Linked DNA regions of Mus musculus: region 1 is linked to region 2. A link is a contact called in ENCODE Hi-C or POLR2A ChIA-PET data. All regions are on one chromosome and are shown on one strand. The core of a region is the stretch at or near the end of the contact, and the rest is flanking DNA. Distances in the headings are between cores, read along the strand shown.

Region 1 (3,976 bases), core at 399-2,898, 150 kb after region 2:
TGTGGGTGAAAGGAAAACAGGCTTTTCCTGTAGGGGTGAGTCTAGACTCCCCTGGATTATTCATTAGAGAGGAGATCTTTTGTAAATCAGGGCCATTGTACAATTTACAAATGATTAAGCATTATTTGTCTTAAAAAGTTTTCCATTTATTTACAAAATTGGCTTTGAGTTTGGAGAAGATAAAATTGTTAATAGATTCTCAGCAGGGAAGGAAGTTTCCAGAATAGTGGCTAGCTGCTTCTATCAAGAGTGCACTGGCTTAGGGTGGTATGCTGGTGCCTGCAACTTCAGTTCAAAGTCCTTTTTCCTTGCTCAACTTGAACACACAGGCTTGGCTGCTAAGGCTATTTTTCTCTTTGTTTTGTTTTGCTTTTAACCATCTAATTAAGAATTCTGGATATAGATTAACTCTCTCCCACTCTTTCCCTTCCTTTGCTGTTTTAACTGACTGGCGACTAAGCACCATAGTGCTTTGAAGGATTTCCTATTTTGATGGTAAAAATCCTTGTTTATCTTAGCGAAAACCATTTTCTCTGTATCTGTCAAGGCTCTAATCTTGCCCTTCTGACTCCTGAGTCCTGAGTCCTTTTCTTCTACAGTTCAGGAAGGAACAATTAAGCAATCCAGCCCTGTTTCTTCTGAAAGTAGTGGGGGAAAGACTCAAGAGCCCTTGTGCTGAGTCATTATCAACACAGATACTCTGTCTCCACTGTGCAGGAGAGTTAAAGCACAAAGCCTTTGTCTAAGCCCGAGAAGTAAATGTGGGAGTGAAAAGAAGGCTGAAGGGAAGCCTTTTTCTGAGCAGAACTTTATGCCCTTTAAATTATGGTCTTATTGGAATGAATTTAGGATCAGGTTTCAATTTGCTTATAGCAGACCGTGAGATTAAACCCATCCAATAAACCTAAGAGACATGCATGTTGGATTGAACACTTCTGTTCCTTCCATACTCCCTCTCTTATGTCGTTGATTGCTCCTTTTGCAACCCTCTCTCTCCCCACCCCTTTCTTCAAGCTCACAAGCAACCCTAAGGGTTGTACATTTCCCTGTTCTTTGTCCCTAGGTGTCCTGGGATGGGCAGATTGGTGTGTCCAGGGAAAGCTGCGTTCCAGTGAGTGTCAGGTCACGCCCAGACTGCGTCTTCATAGCCCAGTGAAACCACAGGGAGGAAGAGACAGAGACACTGAATCCTAAGAAAAACTTCTGCTTCGCTGCCATCGTTTTCCTTGGGTAGACAATGGAGGATCTTGCCATTCTAACCCCATTCTGACTGGAGATCTGCTCCTCTCTCCTTCACAACTCACACACCAGGGATTCGAGAAGTTTCTTTGCAGCTTTCCATCTAGCTCTGACTTCCTAACTTCCTCCCCAGATGGCTACTTTTTTGTCCTTTTCTCTGTAGCCCCTCATTCTCTCTGGTATCACATCTTCATCTGTACCTCCTCAGAGCCAGACACCAAGAGTCTTGTGGCCCTCCCCAACTTGTTTCCTGCTTAGTGATGAGCAACTGTCCAGAGAACCAGGAAAACCTCTGGTTTCTGACTGCTGTAGATTGCTGTTGCATAGGCCAGGCCCAACACCTCCTAATACAGGAAATGGGGGTGGGTGAGGAAAACGACCGTGGAAGCCTTCTGGTAAACAGAGGTCAGAGAGCCTGTGAAAGACCAGGACATTGAAGACCAGCCTGGAATCTGTTTTGCTGCTCTGTAGAGCACTCTAACCCCCTTATCAGTCAGAAATCCAGTTGTGTCACTTTCTGCATGGTCCTTTTCTCTTCCACTTCCGTGGTCTAGTTGAAGCCATGGAAATGCTAACAGTTCTTTGTTTGTTTGGTTTGGTGGTGGTTGTTTTGTACGGGTTGCTGCGGGGGTGGGGGTGGGGGGATCAAACTACCCCAGCTCTACACATGCTTTGAGAAGTCCTAAGCTTCACACTCTTTGCAGAAAAAGATTATCTATAGCTGCACACAGTATCAACTAATGAAATAAAAGGCCATGAATCTGGAGGAGGAGGAGATGGGAAAGTTCTGAAGAAGGAAAGGGAAAGGAGAAATGTAATTGGATTACAATTTAAAAAATAAGCAGCAAAATCATTTTTATTGGATATTTTATTTGTTTACATTTCAAATGTTATCCCCTTTCTCGGTTTCCCCTCTGCAAATCCCCCATCCCATTGCCCCTTACCCTGCTTCTATGAGGGTGCTCCTTCACCCGTGCACCTACACCCACCTCACTGCCCTAGCATTCCTCCACACCGGGGCATCAAGCCTTCACAGGACCAAGGGCCTCCCCTCCCATTGATGCCAGATAAGGCCCCTTCAGCTCCTTCAGTCGTTCTCCTATCTGCTCCACTGGGGTCCCTGTGCTCAGTCCAATGGTTGACTGAGAGCATCCAAATCTGTATTGTTCAGGATCTGGCAGAGCCTCTCAGGAGACAGCTGTATCAGGCTCCTGTCAGCAAGCTCTTCTTGGAATCAGCAATAACGTCTAGGTTTGCTATCTGCATGTGGGATTGATCCCCAGGTGGGGCAGTCTCTAGATGTCCTTTCCTTCAGTCTCTGTTCCACTCTTTATCCCTGTATTTACACGTGGGTTCTTTTGTGATTGAGTTACCTCACTCAGGATGATATTTTCTAGATCAATCCGTTTGCCTTTGAATTTCTTGAAGGCATTGTTTTTAATAGCTGAGTAGAACTCCATTGTGTAAATGTACCACATTTTCTGTATCCATTCCTCTGTTGAGGGACATCTGGGTTGTTTCTACCTTCTGGCTATAATAAATAAGACTTCTATGAACATAGTAGAGCATGTGTCCTTATTACATGTTAGAGCATCTTCTGGGTATATGCCCAGGAGTGGTATAGTTGGGTTCTCAGGTAGTACTATGTCCAATTTTCTAAAGAACAACCAGACTGATTTCCAGAGTGGTTGTACCAGCTTGCAAGGCCACCAGCAATGGAGGAGTGTTCCTCTTTCTCTATATCTTCACCAGCATCTGCTGTCACCTGAGTTTTTTATCTTAGCCATTCTGACTGGTGTGAGGTGAAATCTTAGGGTTGTTTTGATTTGCATTTCCCTGATGACTAAGGATGTTCAACATTTCTTTAGGTGCTTCTCGGCCATTCAAGTTTCCTCAGTTGAGAATTCTCTGTTTAGCTCTGTTCTTAACTTTTTGATAGGATTATTTGGTTCTCTGCAGTATCCAGTGTTAGTTTATGTCATTTTATTGGGAAATCAAGTCCATTTATGTTCGGAGATATTAAGGAATAGTGATTGTTGCTTTCTGTTATTTTTGTTGTTAGAGGTGGAATTATGTTTGTGTGGCTATCTTCTTTTGGGTTTGTTGAAAGATTTCTTGCTTTTTGTAGGGTATAGTTTCCCTCCTTGTGTTGGAGTTTTCCATCTATTATCCTTTGTAGGGCTGGATTTGTGGATAGATATTGTGTAAATTTGGTTTTGTCATGGAATATCTTGTTTTCTCCGTCTATGGTAATTGAGAGTTTTGCTGGTTATAGTAGCCTGGGCTGGTGTTTGTGTTCTCTCATGGTCTGTATGACAACTGCCCAAGATCTTCTAGCTTTCATAGTCTTTGTTGAGAAGTCTGGTATAATTCTGGTAGGTCTGCCTTCATATGTTACTTGACCTTTTCCCCCTACTGCCTTTAATATTCTTTATTGGTTTAGTGCATTTGGTGTTTTGTTTACTATGTGATGGGAGGAATTTTTTTCCTGGTCCAGTCTGTTTGGAGTTCTGTAGGTTTCTTGTACATTCATGGTCATCTCTTTCTTTAGGCTAGGGAAGTTTTCTTCTATAATTTTGTTGAAGGTATTTACTTGTCCTTTAAGTTGGGAATCTTCTTTCTCTTCTATACCTATTATCCTTAGGCTTGGTCTTCTCATTGTATCCTGGATTTCTTCGATGCTTTGGGTTGGTTGCTTTGTGTTTTGCATTCTCTTTGACTGTTGTGTCAATATTTT
Region 2 (3,934 bases), core at 707-3,206:
GAATCTGAACGCAGCGCAGTCATTTGAAACCATCTACAAAATCCACAAGATTAAGCAGTTTGCCAAGCTTAATATCTAACAGTTGAGCACGGGAGAAAGTGAGGAAATAAAGGAGTAAAAACAAACAACAAAAAAGACCAAGTTAGCTAGATATTTCAACTACATAAGGGAGGTGAATGTCAAGGCTACAAAAAACGAAACAAGAATAGGAAAAAGTGGCAGCAATCTTTTTTTTTTTTAAACCAATTTGTACAAGTTTATAGTTTACTTTGTTTCCAGGTTCTCAACCCTTTCAGGATCTGAAAAGCGAGATACTGCGTCTAAGGGAATGTTTGTTTTTTTGTTTTTTTTTTAATTCACACCGAAGAAGTTGGGGGTGGGGGTGGGGTGGGGAGGGTGATTTCTTTCCGCCTGCGAGGTTAACCGAGTCAACAGCTGACTCTGCTGGGCTGCTGCTTGCACACGAAGTCCGTCATAAAATCAAACTCATTTTGGCCCAGCCAGAGTTCGGGCAGCTCCTTGATGCGGTCCAAACCCATTTCTATCACTAAGGACATAAGCACTTCCTCGTCGATGAAATCAGTGTCTATGACATTGGGCGGCAGCATTGCCGCGGGGACGTGAGCCACCGAGGCGGGCATGGTGCTGCCACCGCCGCTGCCGCCCGCGCTGCTGCCACCCGCGCCGCCCGAGGTGCCGCCGGAGCCGCCGGGGGTGCCGCTGCCACCCGCACCGCCAGGGGTGCTGCTGCCTCCGCTGTGCTTGGGGTTGCAATCTCGGAAGTGCTGGTTTGTCCCGTTCATCTGGTGGCCTGCAGTGGGGTGCAAATCCGGCATGTAGTGGTTGTGGGGGTAGGGGTGATGGTTGAAATACTGGTTGTTGAGCTTCTGCAGCTGCATGCTGGCCGGCAGGGAGCCTCCCTGGCTGGCCACCGGGGGACCCATGAACTGGGAGTTGTTAAACCTGGCGGCCGGGGCCAGAGCGCTCGGGGGGTGCCCCCCGTTCACAGTCCCCGGCCCCATGGCGTGCCTGATGCCGCTCGTGGCATTCATGTTGCCCGCGCCGTAGTGTATGTGCTCGCCCATGAGGGCGTTGAAGGCGTGCTGGGGCTGCTGCTGCTGGTGATGATGCGGGCTCGGGAACTGCCCCATGCCCATGCGGTGGGCAGGGTGGTGGTGCAGCCCGTTGGTGCCGTCGGGGAAGCGCCCGTGGTTCATGGCCATCATATGGTCTGCCATTTCCAGTCCTGAAAGCGAAACGAGCAGACGCTGAGACCCGCGCCACACGTGTCGCCCACCAGAGCGCACCCCACTTCTGTAGCCCCCCGTACCCGCGAGCACGTCTCAAGCTGCAGACCACCACCCCCGAGAGAGCCCACCAGCAGCCCGTGCACCCGAGCTCGCTACCTCGGCGGACCTGCTGCCTGCCGGACCCGCACAGCCTGGCGCTGAGCGACCTGCCCCTTCCCCTAGGATCCGGGAAAGTGTGGCGGGGGGAGGGGGACCGGAGCCCACACCCCCCTGGGTTCCCTGAAGTGGCCTAATAAAGGAAGTGCCCCGGAGCCGGGCCGCGAACTTCAGGCATTCAATCAGCCCTCCTCACCCTGTGGTTGCACATCCTGTTGTTATTCCCCAGCTCCGCCTCACGCTTGTCCCCGGAGCCAGCCCTGCCCTCGGAGGACTAGGCTGGCAGCAGCCCTGGCTAGCTTCGCCCGCCGCGCTCACCTTCCGTCTTTGCGATTTCTGCTCGGAACACCGAAGGCGGGCTCGTCGAGTCCAGGACCGGCTCAGCAGCACATAGAGGGACAGCCGATGGGCTGTGAGGCGCTCGCCGGTGCGAGGTTGGCGCCGAGGTCTTGCAGCAGCCGCTGGAGCAAATTCCGAGCCGTTCCCTTTTCTTTTCCTCCGCTGCCCTAGCCGCTCCGCAAGACCGCCAGGCAGCTGCCAACAATGAGCTGTGTTTCTCCGGGCTTTGGCCACTGTTAATATAAGGATCTCAGGAAGGGCGGAGCGACAGCCTCCCCGGCGGCAAGCGCAAACACACGGATCCCGGAACATCAGCACCCTGGATCGGGTCCTCTGCCGCGTCCGCGAGTCCGCGCTGCACGTGCGCAGCGGCTGCGCGCCCCGGCGCCGCCCAGCAGGTCTCCGGACCGAAGTGGCTTTCTGGCTCCCAAAGGCGAGGTTGTGCCTGCCACCTCAGGGACACGGAGCTAGTCCTCCCGGCCACCCAGTGCACGGAAGCATCTACAGGAGAGGAGCAAGGAGCACTCCCCACCTCCTTCTGGCTAGATCTCCCCACCCCCAGCTCGCTCACCCGGCTTACCTAGTGATCTGCCCTGCCCTCTACAGGAAAAAGGGGTTCGCTCAGCCTCCCTGCCCTGCAGAGTTTTCTTAGGTGCCAAACTCTTCCCAACCTACGAAGAATGGCTATGCTTTCCCGAGTTAGATTTTTAAAGCCCTGGGCCGATCGTGTCCTGTCCTCTGAGCGCGCTTTCCTGAGCCGCGCCTTTGTGTTTGTGTTTGTGGTTTTGTTTTTTTTTATATACAGGCAGCACGTACACCTAACTGAGGTATTTTTCTTAGTGTGGATGCACCCTTTAACTCCCCACCCCTCACCCCCGCTCCGCACCTCCACTCTTTTCAAGGACAGGGGTTGGGGGCGGGGAGCGGCAGCGGCTGCAGGTGGACCGAGCGCGCTCACAGGCCGGGGCGGCTCCACTCCCGGGGTTCTGGAATCCGCTCCGCACTTTACGGCCTGCTCCACGCTCCGGGAGTACGTGTGCTTCTGCTAAGTTTGCGTTTGCAGCTCTTGGTAGCTTTGGCATCCGAGCTGAGGCGTCCCTGCTCTGTAAACAAACTCAGCGATCCTCGTCCCCAGATCCACCTTTTTGCACATACACAGTTACTTGCTTCTGCTGTTGCCCTTGATCCAGGAGGTGGGGGTGTGTGCAAACTTGCACAGCCTCCCTCCGGGCTCTTGCCTGACGGTTTGGGGTTGATTTAGAAGCAAACGGGTTTGTAATTAAGAAATTCGAGGGCTGAGTAAGGCTGCTGCTGCTGCAAAAGGAAAACAGATAGATAGCTTGGTAATCGCTTTGTAAATAAAGTCGTTTTGGAAGTGGGCACGTAGCAGCACGTCCTGTATGGCACAGTGCGCGCACACACGGCTACTAGTCTTCCTTTTCAGTGAAATTGTTCAGTGGAGCAATAGGCGGTGATAATAATAACCTTGCTTGCAGAACGAAGCACAACGAGCCCGATCGCCCATTTGGCTCATTGACTTGCAAATAAAACCCCTAACACTGGTCTGGGCCACTATCCAGTCCTAGCTCTCTTGCTTTGCGAGTTATTTTTCCTACACCAGGATGAGGCTGTTTGGAGCGTGTATCTCTCTCTTTAAGTGGTGAAATCGAGTTTAGCGCTCCGAATAAGGACTTCTGAGTACGGTTGTTTCTTCATAACTCGATGTCCATGGACGACTTCCTGCTGTAAAGAGCCAGTACCCCTCCCCCATCTCGTTTCTTTTTCACCCTTCTAGCTAACAGTCTCTCTCTCTCTCTCTCTCTCTCTCTCTCTCTCTCTCTCTCTCTCTCTCTCTCTCTCTCCTGTATTTCTTGAGAACTGGAAATTCTGATACATTGCCTGCCCCATTCAGTAATTTTTTTTTTTTTGGCATTACTCCTATGTCTTCCCCAAGTTGGTCCCTTTTCAAGCACCCCAAACAACAAAACCTTCTCTCTTCCTGTCTACCCTTTTTCCAGACTGTCAAGCATTTATAACCCTGTATGCAAATGATTTTGAAACCTCAAGAATGTTTACTTTTTGGAGAAGTGAGCAAGAGATACATGGCTTTCAGTTCTAACAATTCTCTCTTTTGTCCAACTCCTAGTTTGGCCTGTATGTCATGAACATGACGCTGAAAAAACCAAGAG

Evidence for each region. Hi-C counts contacts between places; a loop is a spot of excess contacts on that map. ChIA-PET counts read pairs that join two places held with the same protein, here RNA polymerase II (POLR2A).
Region 1: a map of mouse trophoblast stem cell shows a loop between it and region 2 (2.5-fold over the local background). The contact joins the enhancer-like site here to the promoter of Cited2 in region 2. A Hi-C loop is called at or near these places in 13 of 37 maps with a recorded cell type or tissue (heart, left cerebral cortex, mouse embryonic stem cell and 2 more). POLR2A ChIA-PET finds 5 or more read pairs at or near these places in 4 of 5 experiments (Patski and embryonic stem cell).

What each region holds. Positions count from the first base shown.
Region 1 is chr10:17,572,728-17,576,703 of GRCm38, reverse strand. All of the region lies in intron 3 of Gm32543 (a long non-coding RNA gene), which reads left to right. Among named protein-coding and RNA genes, the nearest start is that of Gm32656, 85 kb to the left of the region's middle. Within about 2 kb of position 1,648, at least 1 of the 3 ENCODE cell types and tissues checked has a DNase peak (open chromatin) inside an H3K27ac peak, as active enhancers do; it is heart, where a contact is called at or near this core.
Region 2 is chr10:17,721,250-17,725,183 of GRCm38, reverse strand. Cited2 (Cbp/p300-interacting transactivator, with Glu/Asp-rich carboxy-terminal domain, 2) reads right to left here and starts at 1,956. Exons shown (of 2, transcript NM_010828.3): 1 at 1,725-1,956; 2 at 1-1,246. The coding sequence starts at 1,238. The coding sequence ends at 429.